Regions from separate parts of the Mus musculus genome. Here all the other regions are linked to region 3. The links are chromatin loops, found by intact Hi-C in ENCODE. Cell type or tissue: heart. All regions are shown on one strand. Region 1 overlaps Men1 (multiple endocrine neoplasia 1). Region 2 overlaps Nrxn2 (neurexin II). Region 3 holds the start of Rasgrp2 (RAS, guanyl releasing protein 2).

What was found. Peaks named below come from ENCODE experiments on the same cell type or tissue, not always from the same donor. Only the 100,000 strongest peaks of a DNase experiment are listed, where the experiment ranks them.
Region 1: a loop joins it to region 3, with 5 times the contacts of the local background. A loop is called at or near these places in 2 of 42 quality-filtered maps.
Region 2: a loop joins it to region 3, with 6 times the contacts of the local background. A loop is called at or near these places in 19 of 42 quality-filtered maps.

Annotation. Positions count from the first base shown.
Region 1 is chr19:6,338,522-6,341,021 of GRCm38, forward strand. Men1 (multiple endocrine neoplasia 1) reads left to right here. Exons shown (of 10, transcript NM_001168489.1): 8 at 305-440; 9 at 818-982; 10 at 1,166-2,373. The coding sequence ends at 1,651. It also overlaps a transcript of Map4k2 not described here. Among named protein-coding and RNA genes, the nearest start is that of Map4k2, 1.4 kb to the right of the region's middle. In heart, a CTCF peak has its summit at 1,556; DNase peaks (open chromatin) are centred at 369, 870, 1,630 and 2,260; H3K4me3 peaks cover 1,177 bases; H3K27ac peaks cover 514 bases.
Region 2 is chr19:6,451,224-6,453,723 of GRCm38, forward strand. The region is part of intron 5 of Nrxn2 (neurexin II); the gene reads left to right. Among named protein-coding and RNA genes, the nearest start is that of Gm14965, 34 kb to the left of the region's middle. In heart, a CTCF peak has its summit at 1,206; DNase peaks (open chromatin) are centred at 868 and 1,168; H3K27ac peaks cover 307 bases; H3K27me3 peaks cover 1,072 bases.
Region 3 is chr19:6,399,374-6,401,873 of GRCm38, forward strand. It overlaps Rasgrp2 (RAS, guanyl releasing protein 2), which reads left to right and starts at 1,168. Exons shown (of 17, transcript NM_011242.3): 1 at 1,168-1,278; 2 at 2,348-2,490. The coding sequence starts at 2,418. In heart, a CTCF peak has its summit at 1,527 (motif pointing left); DNase peaks (open chromatin) are centred at 198, 988, 1,908 and 2,088; H3K4me3 peaks cover 2,500 bases; H3K27ac peaks cover 1,902 bases; H3K27me3 peaks cover 251 bases.

The sequences.
Region 1 (2,500 bases), 61 kb before region 3:
CAGCCCCTATACAGTCAAGGCTACCATTACTTGGGAACTGAGAACCCCTGGTTAGCTGCTGCTCCTCCTCATGCCTTTCTGTCACTCCTCTCTGCCCAGTTTTTCCTGCTTTATAGTCAGTTGTGTTATCCATGGTGCTTCTGTCTCTGCCCAACTTCTAGTCCAGTCCCCACATCCCACTCCATAACCTTGCCTTTGACTAGCATGATCACATCTGGGTGAACAAGGACTCCAGCCTCGCACCCAGTCAGTGGGATGTCCCATTGTGGGACAACTGTCAACTGAATCCTGTGTGTTCTCACAGCTACAACTACTGCCGGGAGGATGAGGAGATCTACAAGGAATTCTTTGAAGTGGCCAATGACGTCATCCCCAACCTGCTGAAGGAGGCGGCCAGCCTGCTAGAAACAGGCGAAGAGCGGACTGGGGAGCAAGCCCAGGTGAAGGGCTGGCCTCCATTGGCGCACCCTCCGTCCGGGGCACATTGATGAGACCGCAAGGACAGGATTGGGAATTCTCTTTTGCTGGAGCTGATCCCTGGGCGAGGGTTTGAAAGGATTTTAGGGGGTTTTAGAGCTAAAGCTTTTAGAGAAATGGGTTGATGGTCCATCTCTCTGATGGTCAGGTTCTAACCTGGGCTAGGCTGTAGGTGAGGAAAGGCACGCCCCTCCTCCCCTCACTCGCACTAAGGGTTGGTTTTATAAAAGGAAGGAGGTCCTGCCTGCATTTGCCTTCCCTGAAACTGAGGCTTTGCCCAGGTGGAGGGAGCCTGGCCTGCACGCTCTGTGACCTCTGCTGTACCTTCCCTCTTATCCAGGGCACCCAGGGCCAAGGTTCTGCTCTCCAGGACCCAGAATGCTTTGCCCACCTGCTGCGATTTTATGATGGCATCTGCAAATGGGAGGAGGGTAGCCCCACACCAGTACTGCACGTAGGCTGGGCAACTTTCCTTGTGCAGTCCCTAGGCCGCTTCGAGGGACAGGTGAGAGGGGCCTATCCAGGGCATGGGAACTACAGGTGGTGACAGTAGTTGTAGGGGAGTGAGGTTACATTGCATGTGTATGAGTACAGATGAGAGGACACTGCTAGAGGGGTGGCCAGGAGCTGAGCCTAGAGGTCCCACGGATGATCCTCAGCCTTTCACTTGGCTTGCGCTTTTGCTCAGGTGCGGCAGAAGGTGCACATAGTTAGCCGGGAAGCAGAGGCGGCCGAGGCTGAAGAACCATGGGGGGATGAAGCCCGAGAAGGCCGTCGGCGTGGTCCCCGAAGAGAGTCCAAGCCTGAGGAGCCACCACCACCCAAGAAGCCTGCATTGGACAAGGGCCCGGGCTCAGGACAAAGTGCAGGGTCGGGACCACCTAGGAAAACGTCAGGGACTGTCCCAGGTACTACCCGCGGTGGCCAGGAAGTCGGCAATGCTGCTCAGGCTCCAGCACCTGCAGCATCGCCACCCCCAGAGGGCCCAGTGCTCACTTTCCAGAGTGAGAAGATGAAAGGCATGAAGGAGCTACTGGTGGCCACCAAGATCAACTCGAGCGCCATCAAGCTGCAACTCACGGCACAGTCGCAAGTGCAGATGAAGAAACAGAAAGTGTCCACACCCAGCGACTACACACTCTCTTTCCTAAAGCGGCAGCGCAAGGGCCTCTGAACTCTGATTCTGTGGCAAGGCCCCAGGCCTGCCCTCACTCCCAGCAGGCTTCACCCTCATCCTCTAATTCAAGCCTAGACTCCGCCCTCAGTCCTAGGGGACCCAGAGCTGTCCTGCAGTGACTAGGAGCCTTCATTTAGCCCCTCTTCAGGCCCCAGAGCCCTGGCTCAGTTCTTAGAATGTAGGTGTCATCCCCACCAGCCGGCCAATTGGAACCTCATTGTAGGTCCAATCCCCCGAAATTCAGTGGACCATGACAGGAGCCCAAGTCACGCCTGAACAGTAGGGCATTCCTCCCACTTGGGGGCTAGATTGACCTTAGCCCCAGAGCACAGTTGCTACCTGGAAACCAAGGACCATTCAGTCCCTAGGGGTAGATTTCCGCACTTTATATAGAGTTCCATCCTTTGGGAATCCAAATCCCTTACCCCAAAGAACTTACATATTGCTGCCCGAATTTGGAAATCTTCCTCGTCTCCCTAGCCCCTGAGTACAGGACATGAAGCTCCGACTCTTATCTGTGAATACTGAGCCTCGCCCCCTTCCTGACCAAACTGGCGCAAGAACAGAGCAGGACCTCTTCCAGCCCTCTGGGAACCTCCCTGAGGTCCCAGGAGGAAATCTGCACGGGGTGGGGGAGGGCCAGCCTCTTCCTGTTTTGTACATAGATTTATTTTTCAGTTCCAAGAAAGATAAATGCATTTTGTTAAGAAAAAAGAGAGATGTATGTATGTGTTTCATCTGAGAAATCGGGGATGGGGCGGGAGTGGATATCTGCTTTTGCTGTTTTAGGATTTTGAACTTTATGCTCTGCACCTGTAGCGCGGCGAGAATTGGGAGGGGTACCTA
Region 2 (2,500 bases), 52 kb after region 3:
CACCCTCCGACTAGTGCCCTACTGTCCGTCTGGGTTTGCACTGTCCCAAGACCTGCTCCGGCTCCTCGCTGTCTCTTAGAGCCAGGTTGTGAGAAAAGCAGCCATTCTGTCTTTGTGGGCTATCTCCCTGAACTCCTGGGCCAGCCTGGACACTCCTGGGTGCCCCTTTGTCTGCATCCCCTTAGGATCAGTCATACCACATCCTGCCTCTCTCTGCTGCCCATTCTGGTCCTGAGCTCCCCGAGGACAGGATTTTCATTGTCTCTCTACGTTCTGCACAGCTCTTGACATATATGTAGGCATGAGCTCAGCACATTTAATTAATTAATTACTAATTTTGATAGGGTCTCACTGTGTAGTTTTGGCTGTCCTGGAACTCACTGTGTAGACCGGGTTGCCCTTGAACTCACAGAAATACATCAGCCTCTGTGTTCTGGGTGTTGGGATTACGGGTGTGCACCACCACATGTGGCTCACAATTATTTAAAGTGAGTGAGTGGTCACTGTTCCCAGCGTCTTCCTGACTGTGGTCCGGGTAAGAGCACAGGAACTGCAGGCTTTGTTCAGAAGAGTTAACTTATTTATTCACCGATGGAGGGGTGAGCATGCGTGCCTTCACATCCAGGGGCAGAGTCACTTACGACTGGATTATGGGCTGTCATGTTCAGCGTCTCTCTAGATTCCTGCAGCGCCCGGGGAGGTAGGCTGACAGGAGGAGGAGAGAGGAGAGAGCTGGGCTTAGCGCTCTGTGGCCTGGCCGAGGCCATAGAGCTAGTTGGTAGAGCCAGCTCCAGCACCCAGGGCTTCTCTCTCACATTGCATTTCCTCCCGAGGGAGCTGTACAAGATGTCCTAGGCAGTTCCTAGGCAGTAAGTGCCAAATGAGCAGAACACACAGCTGTAGATCCCCAGAGCCAGGAGGGTCAGAGCGGCTGGAGAGCTTCCCAGAGGAGGCCTTGGAGCTGGTCTGCAAAGGGGGCAGCTGTTGCCTCCCTTTCACGGCACCTAGAAACCCTCTCAGTCCTTGGCCACATTCAGCTTTGTTAGGCACACTTGTGAAGCCACAGATTCCCTGATGGAGAAGCAAACAAGTATTGGCAGTGACTCCCTTTCTACACTAGGAGCTCTTAAGAGTTGTGGTTTCTCACGTGCTGATGGGAGTTGTAGTTCCTGACTGTGGCCTGGCCACTGTGGGTGATGGAGGAAAGCGCCCCCTGCCTGGCGCTTCAGGATTTGAGCATCTCAGATCCAGCTAGGGCTCCAAGAAGCTCCCAGGGCCACATCACATTACACTGCACATTCTGATCCCTGGAGTAACAGTCTCCATGAGGGTCCACCTTTGCTTCTCTCTCTCTCTCTTCTCTCTTCTCTCTTCTCTCTTCTCTCTTCTCTCTTCTCTCTTCTCTCTCTCCCCTCATCTTCAATTTTCTTGCTACCATTGCCCACCTGCCTACCATGCCTCTTCCCTCTTCTTAAATGAGTTCAGGCTCCCCCAGACCTTAGAAATCTCTTTCCCTTTCTAGGTCAGGAGGACTGAGGTCCAGTCAGCTCAGGCTTTGCGGCATAGCTGGCTTTGCCTCCTCCCCTGGGTCCACCTGAGGAGTCCGGGAACGGCCTCATTTCTGTTCTGCGCCTTGGCAGCCACAGTCCAGCCTCAGCCCTGCCTCTCCTTTTTTTTTTTTCCCCTGACTTCTTTTGTTTGGTCCCAATCACTTTTTCAGGTGGCTGCCGTATTTTCCTCTCCTTCTGTCTGTGTCTCAGCGATGTTATTTGCTTTGACCGCAGTGAAGGTGAGGGAGTGGGAGGGGAGGTCTGACCTCTGGGCGGGTTTAACAGTATGGGTGGTGAAGCCAAGGTCAAATGCATTCCTGTTTCTGGTCCTTGAGCCCCCTGGCTCTGTCAGTGTCTGAGCAGCAGGCCTGGTTGCTATGGAAACAATAAAGCTCCAGAAAGCCTTGGCTTCAGTTCCCCAGAGGTCCCTGTCCCCTTTCTATGCTGGCTGGCCCTCCTCCTTACCTGTCCCCTCAGGGTTCCCTCCTGTTCTTTATCAATAGGGTTCCATGTGACCGCTCCTTCCCTTACAGCCAGTCTCCATTTCTCTCCTGTCCCACTGAGGGTCCATCTTTGTCCCCTTCTACACTGAGCTCCTCACATCACCGTTAAATATGTCCTTGTCTCTGCTGGTCACCTCACCTTCGCTTAGGGTCCCCCGCACAGAGGGAGGGATTCAGATGGTCCCAATGTGGCCCGTGCCCTGCCCCCTCAGCTTGCTGCCCTGTGGCCTCAGGACAGAAGGCCTTGCCAGCTGCAGTGAGGGCTATGCCAGGCACTGGGGCAGCAGCTGGTGCCTTGGCATCCGGATGCAGCGGGGCAGTGTGGGCAGCCTGCCTGGAGGGAGAGAGGCAGGCTTGTGTGCTGGAGAAGAGGTCTGCAGAATCTGCAATGAGATCCCCGTGCTGGCCCGTGGGTCTGTTCCTAGGGGAGGACAGGTGTCTCACAGT
Region 3 (2,500 bases):
AAACCAGCTCGCATTCTGTCCCAGCCCCTCCCCCAGGCCATCGCAAGGATCCGCAGCCCCACGCCCGCGACCTCCACCACGCCCGGGCCTCCGCCGCCCGCAGGAAGACGCCCGGGCCCGGGCAGGGTGAACCCCGTGGGAACGGTTTGTCTCGAAAACAGGAACCCGGACCGGGGGGCTGGGCGGGGCGCCCCTTCCCCACCGCAGTCCGCTTCCTGCCCCTCCCGGCTTCCTCCGTGCGACACCCAGGCGGGGCGCAGAGCCCGGGGGTGTCGCGGTGGGGGAGGGCTGCTGCACGCGGTCCCCACACCAACAGTGGCGCAGCCCCCCGCCCGCGGTTAAACTCTCTGGGGCGGCAGGGGAGGGGTTAATCTGCTTCAGGGCCCGGCGCGCGCGGGGCGAGAGGGGGAGTCCCCGGTGGAGGAGGCGCGGCGCGGGGTGCAGGGGCGGGGAGGGGGCGGGGCGGCAGGGCGCTGGGCCGCGGCGCGGAGACCGGGTGGGAGCCGCAGCCGCAGCGAGGCCGGCGGGCGGGAGCGCACGGAGGTGGCGCTGGCCGGGCAGGGTTCGGGGTCCGCGCTGCGGGTCCCAAGAGTGAGTGAGCGAGCACGCGCGCGGGTGGGGCGTGGGACACAGAGGGTGCGGCCCCTAGGGATCTCCTAGGGGCAGGCTGGCGGGGACTGCGGGTGGGTGGGGAATCTGCGGTCCTGGGTGGGACAGAGCTTGCGGAGGGGATGAGGCACTTAGAGCCACCCGCAGGAGGGGGGCGTTCGAGGCATTCCGGTGCTCGCCTGAAACGTATCTACCAGGCTCTTCCCTGCAAGTCCCCATTTGACAGATGGGAAAATTGAGGTTCAGAGAGACTAAATGATTCTCAAGGTCACCCAGCAAGGAAGTAACAGTCAGGAGGGAACGACTCTGAGAAGTCCTCGGGAGGATTCCCTAATGTAGGGGAGTCTGTGTAAGGGCGAGGTCCCTTTCCTTGGGACAAGGTTTTGGCGAGATCCAGGAATGTAAAGAACCCCAGGCTTTGGGGCTGCGAGCCCTGGAGCCTGGTTGAGGGGGGAGGGGCGGCAGAATGGGTGTGTGCGCAACCAGGGGGTATGTGGATGCGTGTGGGAGTGTACATGCGTGGAGATGCACTGTCTTTGCGTGTGTGCACACGTGTTCAGATGTCAGAGCTACTGTGATCGAGAGATCAGAGGCTGAGCTGGTTCAAGTGAACAGAAGGTCTGGGAGGTGAACTGCATTCAGGTTTGCATTCTGAAGTAAAGGACTTGGGTATGTGTGGCTGAGGATTTTCATTGCAGGTGTGCATGGGATGTGGGTGCCATTGTGTGTGATTAGGACGGGAGGTGTCTATGACCCTGGTGTGTGTGAAAAGGGTCTTCTTGCACTTAATGTAGGTCATTGGCCTTCGGCAAATACCTAGTCTAGAGAATAGGTGTTTGTTCCTGCATGGGTGCTTTTATAGTCCCCACTGATGACCAGGATTATTAATGGTGTCATGCAGGCCATGGCGCTAGCGGCCCCTTCTGGGCTCCCTACTCGGTGCTCTCACGCACAATTTAACTATGCAGCAGGGTGGGTGGGAAGGCGGGAGCCCAGGTTGGGAAGATATATGGCAATTCTGGAAGGGCTAGGACCGGACTCCTGGGACCTTAGTACTTGTGGGTTGGGAGTCCGCGGTTCCCAGGCTTTGGCTTCCCACTGACATCTCCCAACCGCAGTGGGCTACCCCTCCCACCCCCCGCCCCAGGAATGTTCTTCTCTCTAGCCCTCCTCCCCAAGGGCAGGCCCCTGGGGGATGCTACGGCCCCGCCTCCCACTCGGGGAGCCCAGGAGGGGGAGATGTAGGCAGGACTCCTGGGTTCCCTCCTCCCTCCTTCCATCCCAGGGAGAAATTCCTCCGAGGTCCCCTCAGGCACTGGGTTCCCAAAATAACCCTGCGGGGGAAGGGAGGCTGTGAAGGGAGGGGAAGCGGGAGGAGTGCAGAGTCAAGCTGTGGGGTGTTGCAGGTGCCTGTGGGGAGCAAATGCAAGGAGAGGAGGGCCCGCCAGGAGGCTTGGGGCACTAACTAACCCCTGGGGTCCTGGCTCGTCCCTTATTCTCGTAGAACCCTTCTAACCTCCCGCGACTCCGCGGGTGGGCCGGAAGCCTCTCAGCTAGTCCATTTCCCAACTAGCGAGTTGCACCATCCCGGGGCAGGACCGTTTAACCCTAGAGGGGCAACGGCAGGCAACTCCGCCCATGCCCAGCAGGGGGCGTGCCCACTCCGCCCCGTTCCTACGCGCCGAGCCGCTCCCCCCACCTCCCGCGCCTCTGCTGACTCCCACTTCTCCCAGGACAGGGGTCCGAATTGAGCACCGTGGGAGGCTCTGAGAGTGTAGCTTGGGTCTAGCCTACTGGCACCGGCAGCCATGACGAGCACTCTGGACCTGGACAAGGGCTGCACCGTGGAGGAGCTGCTCCGTGGTTGCATCGAAGCGTTTGGTGAGTTGCA